2 separate regions of the Mus musculus genome follow, and region 1 is linked to region 2. Evidence: chromatin contacts called from ENCODE Hi-C or POLR2A ChIA-PET data. All regions are on one chromosome and are shown on one strand. Each heading gives the region's core, a stretch centred on a gene start or an enhancer-like site at or near the end of the contact. The rest is flanking DNA. Distances are from core to core; before and after follow the strand shown.

Region 1 (3,696 bases), core at 675-3,174, 40 kb after region 2:
GATTGCATTCCTGTATACAGATATCCTGCATCTGTTCTAGGAAAGAGATAGAATTTCATGTAATTGCTTGGCACACAGTAAAAAGTGCTAATGATTAAGAGCCTGGGCTCTGGAGGCAGCTCCATCACTCCCCATGTCTAGTTGGCCACACAGACTGCCATAAGCCCTTAAGATATTAGCTAGTGTTCTTATTTAAAAGCATATTAAAGTGTTGCTGTTTAATTACACGTAGACCAGGAAAGTCACTCTGACTTTACTGCTGCCACGGGCATTTGAGTGTTGAGCAAAGGGCAGTGTTAGGCCTGTGTCTGAGGGTAGGGACCAAACTTTATCCATGTGACTACCTAGCAATGCCAGTATTTGGATTTTTCAGAATTTAATGTTTAGTTATAAGTCGAGGTGAAATCTACACAGCATAAAATTATCATTTAACCATGTCCGAGTGCTCCCTGGGCATCAAGAGACTTTCATCTTCAGAATGGAAACCCTGGACCATTAAATGGCTTTTGGTTCCTTCTCAGCAAGCCCAGCGACCATCCCCCTCAGTGTGCTGTCTGTGATCTTGGCTGTGTAGACATCGTGGTTCATCCAGCTTATGTGTCAGGTTCTCCAAACTTGCCTGTTGTCTAGGTTCACCATGTGTTGTAGTATGAGACTCGATACATTTTGTTTCCATAGTTTTATCGGGTGTAAAACCTTTCTTCCTGGGTGTGAAGGCTTACGTCTATAGATTCCCAGCATGTAGGAGGCTGAGGCAAGAAAATCACGAAGTCTAGCCTAGATTACACACACACACACACACATATGTGCCCACTCATGCATCAAACAAAAAATTTCCTTTTTATCAGTATATATTTAGAAATTCTTGTTTTGTTTTCTATTTGTAACTATATAAAACTGGACTCTGTCTTCATAAAGTTGTACAAGTCAGTTGATGCTTCAAATAATAATGGAAGAAAATAAAACCAACCAGCCCCCCCTGCCATCCAAATAGCTAAGCCTGGTGCTAGACTCCTGAAATCCTAACACTTGGGATGCAGAGGCAGGAGAATTACTGCAAGTTTGAGGCTAGCCTAGGCTACATTGTGAGTTCTAGGCTAGTCAGGGGTGCATAGAGAATTATTAGAATGTGTGACTTTCTTTCCCTCCAACTACCCATCACATAATTTTGTCCACTATATTTACCGACCATAAAAATAAAAGATGTGGGGGCTTCCTTGATAATATTGAGGACGAGCTAACCACTGTGCCCTGGCCCTGCCTGCCCTGAGCAGCAAGGTTGAAATGGCAGATATTCTCACCTGTCACAATGTGACTTAAAGCCTTCAAAGTGCCTCTTTCCCAGTAATTGCTAAGATTATTAAATTGCAAGGCGGGCTGAGGAAGCTTCTGGTGTGTATTTTTATTTCAGACGGGGAGCTACTAATGAGAAAGCCAGCGAGACAGCAGGGAGGCAAAGGGCAGAATCGGAATCGCAGCTCGCAATCTTGGCAGTTGAAATGCATTGTTAAAATGAAGAACTTGCTCACAAAGCCTGGGAAGTTCAGTGTGGATGTTCCCTTTTCTTTCAAGGGAAGGAAACTTTAAATTGGATTTTATTTTATTACCCAAGGTGGAAGAAACAGTTTTATCCTTATGATTTATACCAAGTGCCGGATGAAGTGTCGATGAAGAGATTGAGAGAACACTAAAGCATATAATTTAGGAAATTCGAATAGAATTTCCCCAACTTGTCTTTTGTTGTTCTGGCACTGACCTTTTGAGATTATTAACAGAAACCATTAACAGAAACCTTCAAGAAAGAACATAAAATCCCCTGGCTTCTGGGAACGGGTTTAGAGTTCATATGTGGTGATAGCTTGTCTTTTTTACCAAGGGCTGGTGAGTTCACCCGGCTCCTGTAATTAGCATTTTCTTGGCCTGTAAATAGAGTAGCCATATGTTCTAGATTTTTCTGGGGCAGTCCCAATTAAAATATTCCTTCCTGTTGTTAGACCATGTGTCAGACCATGTGTTCTGATTTTTTGTTTTTTATGTAAACTGTAGTCAGTTTCTCAAAATTGTCAGATTGTCAGTATTTTCCTAATGACTATTTCCTTCAAGGTACCAAAAAACTCCCTACATCCAGGTGGGGTCATTATTCTAGCCGCTATGTGAGACACAGCTGATTGACAATGTGTATCCATGGGCCCCAATATAATTTTCTTTAGCCACCTCCACAGGCCTCATTTCCCCACACCCTTCTCCATCTCCTGTGTCAGCCCTGCACTGCACACAGTCTGCTCTGCTTATTATTGTCTGTGTGCTATACTCCTCTCCTCAACACACATTTATAGCAGAGAAGTAGGCTGAAATGCTAGCTACTCAGGAGGGAAGCTGAGGCAGGAGGATCACAAATTCAAGGTTTGCCTAGGCTATAGGGTAAGTTCAAAGATTGCCTGAGCAGCTTACTGAGACTCTGCCTGAAAATAAAAAAGTAAAGAGGACCTGGGATAAAGGTTAGTGGTCCAGCCCTGCTGAGCATCTTCATGGCCCTGGGCGCAGTCCCTAGCACTCAAGAAGGGAATAGGGGCTGGAGAGATGGTTCATTGGCTAAGAGCACTTGCCGCCCACATTTGGTTCCCAGCACACACATGATGGCTCGTAACCACTTGGAACTCCAGTATCCAGTGCTGCCTTCTGGATTCCAGGGGTACAAGGCATGCACATGATGCACATGATGCAGGCAAAACATGCATATACACAAGGTAGAATTAAATTAAAAAGAACACCTAATTTTTTTCTATACTGCCCTCTGAGTCTCATTTGATTCTGAAGTTATATATATGTATGAGCATACACCCACATGCACACACATATTATATATATACATGTACATATATGTATGTACCAGTTGATTGGACTTTTTTTTTAATCACTAGGAACAATGACATCTTTTAAACATGTCTACCAGGGTGGAAGAGATAGCTCAGCTGTTCAGAGCATTCACTGCTCTTTCAGGGAACCTGGATTCAGTTCCCAGCACTTATGTCAGACAGCTCACAGCTCCAGGGAATCCAGCACCCTCTTCTGGCATTTATGGGTATTGCACTCATGTCCATACACACACACACACACACACACACACACACACACACACACACATACACACACACATCCCAGAGGTTAAAAGCCTAGCTCTAGGCTCCTATAGTGGTTTGAATAAGTATGCCCCCCCCCATAGATTCATGTGTTTGAATGCTTGGCCATAGGGAGTGTCACTATTAGGAGGTGTCCTTGTTTGTTAGAGGAAGTATGTCACTGGGGCCTGGAGGCAGGGCTTTGAGGTCTTAAATGCTCAAGCTATGTCCAATGTGAAACAAATCCAGTCTTTTCCTGGTTGCCTTCGGATAAGGATGTAAAACTCTCAGCTCCTCCAGCACCAAGTCTGCCTGCACTTTGCCATGATGATAACGGACTAAACCTCTGAAACTAGAAGCCAGCCCCAATTAAATTCTTTCCTTTGTAAGAGTTGCTTTGGTCATTGTGTCTCTTCACGGCAATGACACTGAAACTAAGACAACACCCCTCATCTGTACTGAGAGAGAAAGCTGAATCTTACGGTCTTGCCATATGCTCTCCTAGACACACACAGCAATCTAACCACCATTTCTTCTTCTGTATATCTCTTCTTCCAGACGCTTCTATGTGGATATC
Region 2 (3,397 bases), core at 424-2,923:
ATGAAGGAAGGGCAGAGTTCAAGGCCTATCTGGGCTTGAGGAGACTCAAGGTGTCTCCACAAACAAGATATAGAGTTGTTGTGATTGGGTGCTTGACTATGGGTCTATTCTAGATTAAAATGTGCATCCGGACAAAAGAGATATGATAATTTGCTATGACAATTTTTACCTGTGAATTCTAAACATGTTTTCAAGACCAAGAGTGTTTGTACTAGGTTCAGGAAAACAATACTAAAACCAGAACCCTTAATCCTTTTAGGGAATCAGCTCTCTCATCTCAGGGGAAGACAGTCATTTAAAAAAATCAACATGATGTTTGCTTTTAGCTGGAACGTTTCCAGAAAACATGTCCAAACAGCCCAGACTGCTATTATATATCCAAAAATTTTATAGGGTATTAGTGGCCTGTTTCTTTACAGTAATTTTCATTAGATCATTAAAAAACAAACAAACAAAAACAAAAACTCTCCTTACTACTTGTACCATGGACACAAACGACTGATTTTAAGTCAAAACTAAAATTACCCAAGTGACAATAGGTATTAAAAAGTGTTAGTGAAAAACGAAGCAGCACCCGCTGTTAGTATTCATAGGTATCAAATGTCAGAAGCCCTAAAAAGGCAAAAAGAAAACTTAGGCAAAAATTATATTTATATTTAAAAGAATATTACTGTACATCACTTTTAAAAATTGAATCCAGTGACAGCATCACTCAGTGCTAACCGGGGATGTGGTAACACAAAGGTTACCTATTTTGTAGGGATGGGAGCAAATTCCTATGTTTTGGTTCCAGTTTCACTTATTCAGAAGTACCCACAAAGAGGCTGATAAAAGTCAACTGTTGGGTTACATGGGAACAGCCACAATAGCAATTACTTTCACCTGGAATATTTGTTACAATAATAAAATCACCAGCCAGAAACTACTCCCAGTATACTGTTGTCTTCTCTCTCCAGACCCCAAGGTGTTCACCTGCCAACACCGAAGGCCATTTGTAGGCAAGGGAGTTTGTAAAAGAAAAGGGCTTTTAAAAAATGAAGATGCTTACAGTTGCTGGACTTAGTCCAAGTGCTGTTCAGCCTAGAAACGAAAGTAGGAAACAACAGAGGTTTAGGCTTGTTATGATGTCAGCCATTTTAGGCACAGTATTTATACTGGAAAAAAAGTGCCAAACTCGGTGGTGGCGGTGCCTGTCGCTGCAGGTTCCCGGGCTACCAAGCCAAGTGCAAAGCCGCGGGACCTCGTACACCTGTGCAACTGTCCCCTCGGGGGTCGCCAGGGCCAGGACCCCGCCCCGCTCGCTGCACACACACACACCACGGTACCCGGGAGCGGAGGACCGTCCGGGAAACCGTCCCCGCCGCCGGGACCCCGCCCGCGACCCCAGCCAGGACCTTGCAATCCACCGCCACGGCATCCGGAGGGACGATGAGCGCCTCCTCGCTGCTCTTGGGCTCGTCCTTCTTGGCCTCCTTCTGGGCCAGCGCCGAGTTGAACGTCACCTTCACCATGGTGCGGCCTGGGGCGCCCTAGGCGGCGACGGCGAAGGCTGGGGTCGCGGCTGGCAGGATCCCGGCTGCGAAGGCAGCCTTGTCGGCCGAGCTCAGGGCACGACTCTGCAGCGGAGGAGCGGACTGCGCGACAGCAGCAGCGGCTCAGTGCAGCGCGGTTTCCGGCCTCGCAGCTGGGGCGCGGGCGCAGGGCGGGGGCCCGGAGGGGCGGGGCCTTGAGCGGGGCGGGGCCTGGCTTCACGCCAGACCCTCCCTGGTTCCCCCCACCCCCACCCAGGACTCAGCGGGAATCTGGCCAGGCTTTGTGGAGGGCGCGCCTGGTTGAGCTAGGACTTGTTGCCCCTCTGGGCTGCCTGGATTTTCCGGTTCTGAATTTGCTTCCAACTAGTTCTCCTCAGGGGCCCAGTGTTGCAAGTTGATAAGAAAATGGGGTGAACTCTGTCGGTTGGCTACGTAGGATAAGTTAACTTCTGGTAGCACCAAATTCTCTTTGATTGTGAGCCCAAAGGCCATGGAATTTTTGTGTGAGAAAAACAAACAAACAAACCCAAAAGCTCCGTTTAATCATTTATTAGTAAGCGACTTAGTAGAGCATAGGAATATTTGAAGCACTGTGTCCTAGTGTCCTGGTGATCTGACTTATCTCCCACAGACCTCACCCTAAGGTGTTGCCTGGTTGACTAAGCTGGTCTTTTCTTCCTCCCTCAGAGGTCAGTTCCTGCCCAGCCTAATCTCAAGCCAATGACCAGGAACCCTCTTCATCCATTTGTATTCCTAAAATTCTAAACTGGTAAAACAAAATGTACCAACCGAGCTCATTTGTATAAGCAAGCCAAAACAAAACAAAACAAAAAACCATATTTGCCTTAGGCCAATCTGTGATTTGTGACAACGTACTTAGGACAAGTTCTTATTTTTCTTCAAAATAAAAAATTCTCCTTTTTTGAAGAGGTTTTTGCTTCTGGTTGACAGAAGACATTGGCCCACACACTGGGTTTACAGCCATGTCTCCAGATGGTCCTTTGGTCAAATGACTGATCCTGTAGCCTTCTCCATATCCTCTCCTTGTCCACCTACAGGAGTGTCTGTTGGCCAGAAGGATTCTGCTGTGTGAGCTCTGGCCTAGGCCAACCTTGAAGACAGCAGTTGAGACCAGAGTTCTTGAGCCCCTGGCTCTATTCAAGGAGGGAATTATCTTTATTTCTTTTTATTTTTAAATATTTAATTTTTATGCCTATGATTTTTTTTTTTTTTTTTTTTTTTTTTTTTTGCCTACATGTACCTGTGCCTAAGGAAGTCAGAAAAATGAGTCAAGTCCCGTGGAACTGGGGTTACAAATGGTTGAGAACCGCCATGCGGTTGCTGGGAACCAAGCCTTGGGTCTTCTGGAAGAGCAACAAATGCTTTTAACTGCCGAGCCGTCTCTCCATTCCCATATTTCTATTTTTGCCTCTGGGACTGAGTAGGACTCCGTTTCATGAAAGAGAAGGTGAGGGGGTGGATGGTTTTATAAATAGAGAAAAAAAAAGTAAGCAGAGGAAAGCAGATTGTCATTCCAGAGTCACACTGGAAGCCAAGACAAGAAAGCAGAACAGCGGAACCATAGCTCACTGGTTAGTACTAAGGTCACACAGTGTCAGATAAACAACTGCTGATAGTTGAGTCAATAGAGTAGATGTATGAGTTGGTCGGTCCTGAAAGAGGTTATTCCTACTACAGATGAGTTTTAATAGGCATCAAATAGTATGGTATATTAAAAACAAAACAAAAAACCCAGACCCTTACGGGGAAGAAAACTTCCCCTTTAAAACCAGGAGAGACACTTCCTCAATGGTGAGAGTAAAAAAATAAGAGAAGGTTGAGCTGCCTTGAGAGGGATGGTGGGG

The links. Hi-C counts contacts between places; a loop is a spot of excess contacts on that map. ChIA-PET counts read pairs that join two places held with the same protein, here RNA polymerase II (POLR2A).
Region 1: a loop to region 2 is called in a map of CH12.LX, with 2.1 times the contacts of the local background. The contact joins the enhancer-like site here to the promoter of Itm2b in region 2. A Hi-C loop is called at or near these places in 2 of 37 maps with a recorded cell type or tissue (CH12.LX and adrenal gland). POLR2A ChIA-PET finds 5 or more read pairs at or near these places in 1 of 5 experiments (Patski).

What each region holds. Positions count from the first base shown.
Region 1 is chr14:73,423,716-73,427,411 of GRCm38, forward strand. No RefSeq gene overlaps it. Among named protein-coding and RNA genes, the nearest start is that of Itm2b, 40 kb to the left of the region's middle. Within about 2 kb of position 1,925, at least 1 of the 3 ENCODE cell types and tissues checked has a DNase peak (open chromatin) inside an H3K27ac peak, as active enhancers do.
Region 2 is chr14:73,383,616-73,387,012 of GRCm38, forward strand. Itm2b (integral membrane protein 2B) reads right to left here and starts at 1,674. Exons shown (of 6, transcript NM_008410.3): 1 at 1,395-1,674. The coding sequence starts at 1,511.